Linked DNA regions of Homo sapiens: region 2 is linked to region 1. The links are chromatin loops, found by intact Hi-C in ENCODE. Cell type or tissue: PC-3. All regions are shown on one strand. Links, peaks and the distances in the headings refer to the core of each region. The heading gives the core; the rest is flanking DNA.

The links. A loop is a pair of places that touch in the nucleus more often than their neighbours do. Peaks named below come from ENCODE experiments on the same cell type or tissue, not always from the same donor. Only the 100,000 strongest peaks of a DNase experiment are listed, where the experiment ranks them.
Region 2: it touches region 1 in a loop (6-fold over the local background); 1 of 110 quality-filtered maps calls a loop at or near these places.

The regions. Positions count from the first base shown.
Region 1 is chr1:113,612,478-113,617,689 of GRCh38, reverse strand. MAGI3 (membrane associated guanylate kinase, WW and PDZ domain containing 3) reads right to left here. Exons shown (of 21, transcript NM_001142782.2): 7 at 3,032-3,089. Among named protein-coding and RNA genes, the nearest start is that of PHTF1, 140 kb to the left of the region's middle. In PC-3, for the core only: no CTCF peak of the experiment used is centred there; a DNase peak (open chromatin) is centred at 2,059.
Region 2 is chr1:113,456,011-113,458,510 of GRCh38, reverse strand. The region is part of intron 1 of MAGI3 (membrane associated guanylate kinase, WW and PDZ domain containing 3); the gene reads right to left. Among named protein-coding and RNA genes, the nearest start is that of MAGI3, 67 kb to the right of the region's middle. In PC-3, for the core only: no CTCF peak of the experiment used is centred there; a DNase peak (open chromatin) is centred at 1,360; H3K4me3 peaks cover 1,102 bases; H3K27ac peaks cover 2,205 bases.

The DNA of each region.
Region 1 (5,212 bases), core at 1,036-3,535:
CACTTTAAAGTCATTGGCTAGAATGACTCACTTTGCCACCCAGGCATTAGAACATAAAAAGTAGTAATTTGTATTTATACCCTTTGTAATGTGTGGGAGAGGAGAGTAGACGTATGCAAATGAGTAATCCTTTTCCTAAAAATTTGACAAAAGAATATAAGATTTACTGAAGGAAGTTATTGTCTTCATTATCTTAGACTATCTAGACTAAAATGCCACTCAAAAAAAATCAAAAAATAAAAAAGTGAAAATACTGTCCTTTTCATTTAATTACTTATACCTACACTATTATTAAGACACAACAAATTTTGTTTTCCAAATAACTAGCTGTGGGAAATAAGAGAGGAGAATATTACAGATTATCAGAAAGAAACAAAGCAAACAAGAATGATTAAATATTAGTACACAATTTGACACATTTTCTGTATTAAAATTTTATGTCTAATATCTGGATTTAAAAATTTATCTCAACAAAATATTCTTTCATAAAGAGTTTTAGATGGCTGGGCATGGTAGCTCACGCCTGGGATCCCAGCACTTTGGGAGGCCGAGGCGGGTGGATCACTTGAGGTCAGGAGTTTAAGACCAGCCTGGCCAACATGGTGAAACCCCATCTCTACTAAAAATACAAAATTAGGTGGGTGTGGTGGCGCATGCCTATAATCTCAGCTACTGGGGGGCTGAGGTACGAGAATCACTTGAACCTGGGAGGCAGAAGGCGGAGGTTGCAGTGAGCCAAGATCGTGCTGCTGCACTCTAGCCTGGGCAAGAGTAAAACTCCGTCTCAAAAAAAAAAAAAAAAAAGTTTTAGTTGTGAAAGCAAGTATATATTTTGACTTTGTCATCTAGGTGCATCAAGACATTTAATGCTTATCACCCTGATCTAATCACTATATATTACGTGTACTGAAACATCACTACGTACCCCCAAAATGTGTATAATTATATGTTAATTTTAAAAAGACATGTAATGCAATATAATCAAGACCGCATTTCTAAATATATAAGCATATTTATAGCTTATGCATATTTATATTTATGCATATTATAAGCATATTACATTTTTGGAAAAATTTTATTTTAAAAAATAACTTCATCCATTTCAGAATCCCATCCTCTAAAATAAATACAAAGAAAAACTACCACTGCAGTTGGTGTTACTACTACAAGGCTCCTGCCAAGAGCAATCATCGTGCCATCTGGTTTGACAAACTAAGAGAGCCAAAGAGTAGCCATTCAAGTAACAGCTTTTTATCTCCATCAGTAAACTCACTGCAGATTACTATGGTCGAGATTCAAAACCTAACTAATCTGGGAATCAAGCCACACTCCACAGCTCAGCTGACTCCATACTAATGTGCATCTTGAGTACAGTCTGCTCCTTCTTAGTCTAATACAAAACCCTCCTGTAAAATGAGCTCATTCTGGGAATAATCATACAAAATCATGTCGCTGCTGCTGTTGCTTCTAATTCAGGCTATTTCATGTACCTCCCTGACAACTAGGAGCAGGTCGCTTCAGGATTTGCCCTAAAGTTGCTTTAATATTATATCTTTGCATAATGGGGACCAGATCATTCAGCTCAAGGTTTTATAACAGGCAAATGACTTTCACCTTTTGACCATGTATTCAAATTCACTTGGAATGGATAATAAAGAGAATGAGAATCATTATCTCAGAAATGTTCAGCAGTGTCAATGGCAAATAGCTGATTAGAGCCCAATTTAAATAGACTAAACTTTGAGGGGAAGAAAAAAATCCTGCAAAACCTTTTCAGTCGGCCCCCAAATACTCCTTTGATGTGAAAAATGGTTGTTTCTTCCTTTAACAAAATAAGTCTTAGGAAAAAATAATAATAAAAGAGCTGCTGTATACTTTTTACATCACAGTATCAGTAAGACATTAAGTAACACAATGGAAACAAAATTAGCATAGCTTTCAAAGGAACCAAGATATTGAAATTCTAAAGTTATATACTTAAGTGTCAATCTAATTGAGTCATTTCCTTAGGAGACACATTTAATTTTAAGAAGTCATTCCAAAAATCCCTCTAACCACAGTGACTCAAGTAACAACCTGCACAATAGAATAAAGACTACAGTTGCAACAGGAGTCAGAGATACTTACTTTAGGGATAACTACCAGGAAATGGCATTGGTTTATGCCTATAAGTGTTGAAACATTAAGAAACAATTATAAAATTAAAGATGATTGTGTTTGTTACTTTTTCAGGTAATAATAACATTTTGTCTTTGCTACCTAGGCAGCAGGTTTAACTCCTAGTCTCCAGGTAAATAGTAATGTTTCTGATAGAAGTATTTGCCTGCTGCTAGACGCTTGAGGTCAAATTCAGTGTTTAGCATCTGGAAAGAAAGCAATCCCAATGGTCATAACATTGTAGCAATTAGATAAAGAAAAGAGAAGGCAAAATTAGACATTGATATTAGCTTAATTTCTCTGGCTAACATAGGCAGGTGTCTGGCACTCCTCTCCAATATATATTTATGTTTAAATTTAACCATAGCAGCTGCCTAAGAAGCAACTTTCACCCCTAAAAAGAATACTAAGTTTTCCTTGAATAACTCCTTAAAAGAGAGCACACCTTTAGGTGTATGCTTCAAAACTTCAGATAATTATGTTATAATGCCCTAAAGATCTTCCACTGCTTTCAGAAGGATACAGTGGTAGTGTTGGAAATGACCTTGATAATTCATCTAGTCTGTTGCCCTCATTTCAGTTTTCTATCAACTGACTTTCTCTTTAGAGGCTGTAGTAGTAACAATACCATCTCTAGCTATTAATTGTCTAGGCAACTTCCCCCTTATTCTCTATATTTAGAAATTCAAAGCCAACTTCCAGGAAGCCCAAGGTCAATGAAGCAAATGCTCACTGCCCCTACCTTTTCATTCCCCTAGTTGAAAAACTCAACAGCTGGATCACAGAAGCATAAAGTGCTGTATCCAGTATTCTCTAAAGCTATATGCTGAAAGGAAAATATTTGGGAGAATATTAACTGAGGTAACAAACTTACTCAACATAGTATGTCCCATACTGAGGGTCCTCTATTTTCTCCCAGCCATAAGGAAGCTCTGTAAATAAAGAAAATTGAGTGAAATGCCAGATTCAAAACTGACAGAAAAGAATTCACCAGTGAGTGAATTTATTATTTCATTATACTAATATTTGGGTGTCAGAAAGCTGAGGGCTCACTTTCAAGGAACAAACACAATTTAAGTCTGAGTGGCTTCTTCACCAGCCAGTGAGAATTTCAGCAAGCAATCAGAAGCCCAGAACAGAAGATGGCATTAAACAAAAAGGTGTTCATATGAACCACAAGCCATAAAAATGCTAATAAAAATTACTGTGTACTTCTTTCATTTAAAAACCTTGATCATGCTGACACAAGACATATTTACCCTTGTAGTCCAATAGAAGAAGCAGGTATCTGTTCAATTTTTTACTATTATACATAGTCATTTTTGATGTTATGTTCAGACCCACTTCTCCTCAAAGGAAACCCTAGCCTTGGACTTTTGTCATTTCAAGTGAGCAATCTAGATTTGCTTAAAACCTACAAAAGTACCTGCTTTCTCTTGGTGAACAAGATCTGAGTATCTGAAGGAACACTAATCTAACTACCACAGTGCTTTGTGTAATCTGTATTTGTGAATGATAACAAATAAATACCTTACATAGCATTTTTATATATTACTAATTCTCAGTAAGTGACCAATAAAATATAACCAGAAATACTGAAGGTAGTTGAATTTCTGAAAGTTAAAACAAATCTCTAGCCTTTTCAACATGAACTGACATGAGCTTTTCAATGTGAATGTGAATCTTTTCCCTCCCACTTTGTCTGCATTCCTTGTAAAGTTAAGGTTTCTGAAGAACCATCTTATTAGTAAAACATGGATAAGTTGGGAAGAATGTTCCTAGCAGGTGGTTCTAGTCCTATCCATTTTATATAGCAGTTGAGCAAAAAAGAATTTTTTTAAAAGTCCACTGTTGTGCACTATGATGTCCCACGCTTTTATTTTCAATTTCTCTTAAGAATGCTTCTGCTCTGCTGAAAGACACACACACAAAAAGTACGCTGGACAGCAAACAGGTTTAGAAAGCATCACAAGACTTATTAGTTTTATATCATTTAGCCTCAGTTATGACATACCAACTTTGTAAGTAAAAATTCCATTATAATAAACTTGACAAGCTATACTGTTTTACTCTAAGAAAAATTATTATTCTGCATTCAGAATATAAGAAAAGAACAGATGACTAGCCTCCTGGTGAAAATGTCTGAATTACCCCTACCCCATTTCTCCACCATACTTTTCTGCATATATATTGATTGGTGGTTTCAAAGTTTGATGAGTTTTTGTGTTTTTCCTTTGAAGGACCTGGTTGAAATGTCTCAGGTGGGAAAGATGAGAACAAATGAAATACTAAAATAGTTGAAATATGTGAGAAGAGAACAAAACATTAAAAAGAACTGAGATGTACTTTAGTTCACTTTAATCCTCCTTAGCTATGAAGCAAATCTATCAAATAGATATAATATTTTATCGCCAAACAACTGTTTCATGGATAAGAGTAATTTTTTTGAATATATCTGTAAAACTGCACTATAACAGTTATGGATCTTCCATGAAAAATATTTTTTTCTTTAATAGAAATTTTCTTGAAATAGCATGGGAACTGAATAGAGCTGAGTAAGGAGGAATTCTACAACTGTACCACAATTAGATTTATGTTTTGTCTTTAGAGAAGTTTGGAGAAATTAAGGACTATAGAAATAGCTGAAATAGTCCATTTGATATCTGAAAAATTCACTAAAAGGGATGTACTAATAGTAAGGATAAAAGATCAACATAAATATATTTTAATCTTAACTTGAAAGTTGATTTAGCATTTTAGTTAGCACTCAAGGTAATTAGCAACTAAGAGATTAACAGTCCTTTCTTTAGGAGGGCAAACAAATGCAGCCATTTATCTTCTGGGTTACTTTATTAATTTTACACCTTTACCACTGATACCATTAGCAAGTTTTTTTTGTTTGGTTTTGTTTTGTTTTCACACAGGGCAATTTAATACAGATAAAGAAGTGGTTATTATTTGCTCATTTAAAGTGAAGGTAATAAAAATCAAGACTAAAATACCTAGCAACTTTATACACTATTTAGTGGATCAATTCATTTATTCATTTTATTCT
Region 2 (2,500 bases), core at 1-2,500, 160 kb after region 1:
AAAAACATAAAAATTGAAAGTAAACAGGGTATAATGGATTCAGATGGCAAATGATAATAATGACTTCCGGGGGATACTGAGAGTTAACACAGCCAAAACAGAGAAAGTGCTCTCAACTCATAGCTTCACTTCCAATCTCAAGAGTTGCCCATTTCAGCAAACAGCATTCATTATACACTTTATTATTCAGATCAAAAAATTAGGGCCATCCTTGACTCTTTCTTTCATACCACTCCAATCCATCAGTCAAATTCTACTTGCTGCCCTGAATCTCCATTGCACCCACCTGGACCCAAGCCACCAGCACAAGCAACGATGTCCTACCTGGTCTTTCTACTTCCACTTTTGTTTTCTTCTTGTCTGTCTTCCACACAGATCATAAACATCTCACTTTGAAAAACAAACAAACAATCTAAAGGTTTTCCAACACATTTCCAAAAATCCAAACTCCTTCTTATGGCCCACAAGTTCCTACGTGACCTGGTTTTTGGCTACTTCTCCAGCATTACCTCTTCTTACTCTCCCACTTAGTTCACTGTTCTTCAGCCACATTGGCCTCCTTTCTGTCCCTGAATTTATTGTCACCACATAGTTCTTTATGCTGGGAAATGCTCTTAGAACAGGTGCCCTCATGGCTTCCTCTTCCTCATCCTTCATGACTCAATTCAAATGTCACCTTTTCAGCAAAGACTTCTTTGACTCCATCTAAAAAGCTCTTGCCATACAGTATGCCATTCATAATTGGTCAATACCTATTTTATCTTCTCTATATTTATCAGTATTATTTATAATTAAATTTATCTTATTTATACACAGCTTATTATCTATCTATCCCCTCTGCAATGTAATCCTCTTAAGAACAGAATATATCTTCTTCACCACTGCAATCCTACCACCAAGAACAGGAACTAGCACTTAAAAGGTACTCAAATATCGGTCATTTAATTGACAAAATCTATGAAAATTACCATATAGTCCTTGCTGAGGACAAGATGAGAAATGTACGGGGCAGCACATGACCTCCATTCTCCAACTTAATTCAGTATTTCTTATCGAATAAGACATAGAAATGTCTGCTTATCAACCTGTTACTGTCGTATAATCTCAAACACAAATTGACTTTCAGATTAATTGTAAGGGTCAAATGGGAAATTGTAGATTTGTAAAAAAGAGATAATGATGGCTCTGCCCTCCTCCAAATTCCTTTCCTGAAAGAAAAGTCTGTTTACAGATATCAAGCAAATGAAAACCTGCCAAATTTTGATCTCTTTCAACAATCATGTTGGTTTAATTCCACTGAAAAAAAGAAATATGACTCAGAACAATATAGGAGCCAGTCAGGCTCCTTCTCTTCCCCTGACTCATGACTGCGTACTAGCGAGCCAACTTTAAGCAAACACAACCTAGTAAAACACAAAGGAGCTTGGAAAGCCTTTGCATGAATCAGCTCAAAAACATGTGTATCCAACTCAACTCTCATATTAATTCATACCTATTCTTACTAATTCCAAAAGTTTTTAATTTTCTCTTTGGTTTCTAGATATAACCAATCGGCCTGCAAATAAATGGGAACTGTATCTCCTTTTTTCCAAAAGCCCTGCTTCTAATTTCTGTTATGTTTTATTGCATTGTCTAGAACTTGGAAAAAAAAAAAAAAGGCTGTATCCGCAAGCCTCTTTATTTTATCCTATTTTCATAGAAATGACTCTATCATTTCATTATATAGCAAGATACTGGGATATTGGTTTGGACAGAAATTCTTCTTTGTTTTTCTTTAACTGAAGAAGTCTTCATCCAAACCATTAAATACTTTTATAAAGAATGAATATTGAGTTTTATCAAACTCTTTTGTGGCATTAAGATCACCATGTGGTTTTTCATTTTTAATCTAATATTCACCTACTTTTTAAATTCAATGTATAACTTATGTTATGAAATGTTCTTTTAATATCCTGCTGAATCTGATTTGCTAGAATTTTATATTGACTTTTCCCATCCATATTCATGACTGAACTAGGTCTGTATTACTACTTTTTGGTACTTTATCAAATTTGAGATTGAAATAAAATGAACTGGATAGCTTTCTATATGTATATGGGTATGTTACAAAACAGTTGGATATAGAAAATTATTTCCTAGAAAGCTTACAAGAATGTGTCTGTGAAACAACTTAGGTTGTTTTTTATGTTTGAGAGGGAGAGAGAGAGAGGATGGGTTTCTAAATCTCACTATTAAAGAAAAAATGGGGCCGGGCGTGGTGGCTCACGCCTGTAATCCCAGCACTTTGGGAGGCTGAGGTGGGCGGATCACGAGGTCAGGAGATCAAGAACATCCTGGTTAACATGGTGAAATCCTGTCTCTACTAAAAATACAAAAAAAAAAAAAAAAAAAAATTAGCCGGGCGTGGTGGCGGGCGCCTGTAGTCCCAGCTACTCGGGAGGCTGAGGCAGGAGAATGGCGTGAACCCGGGAGGCAGAGCTTGCAATGAGCCGAGATCATG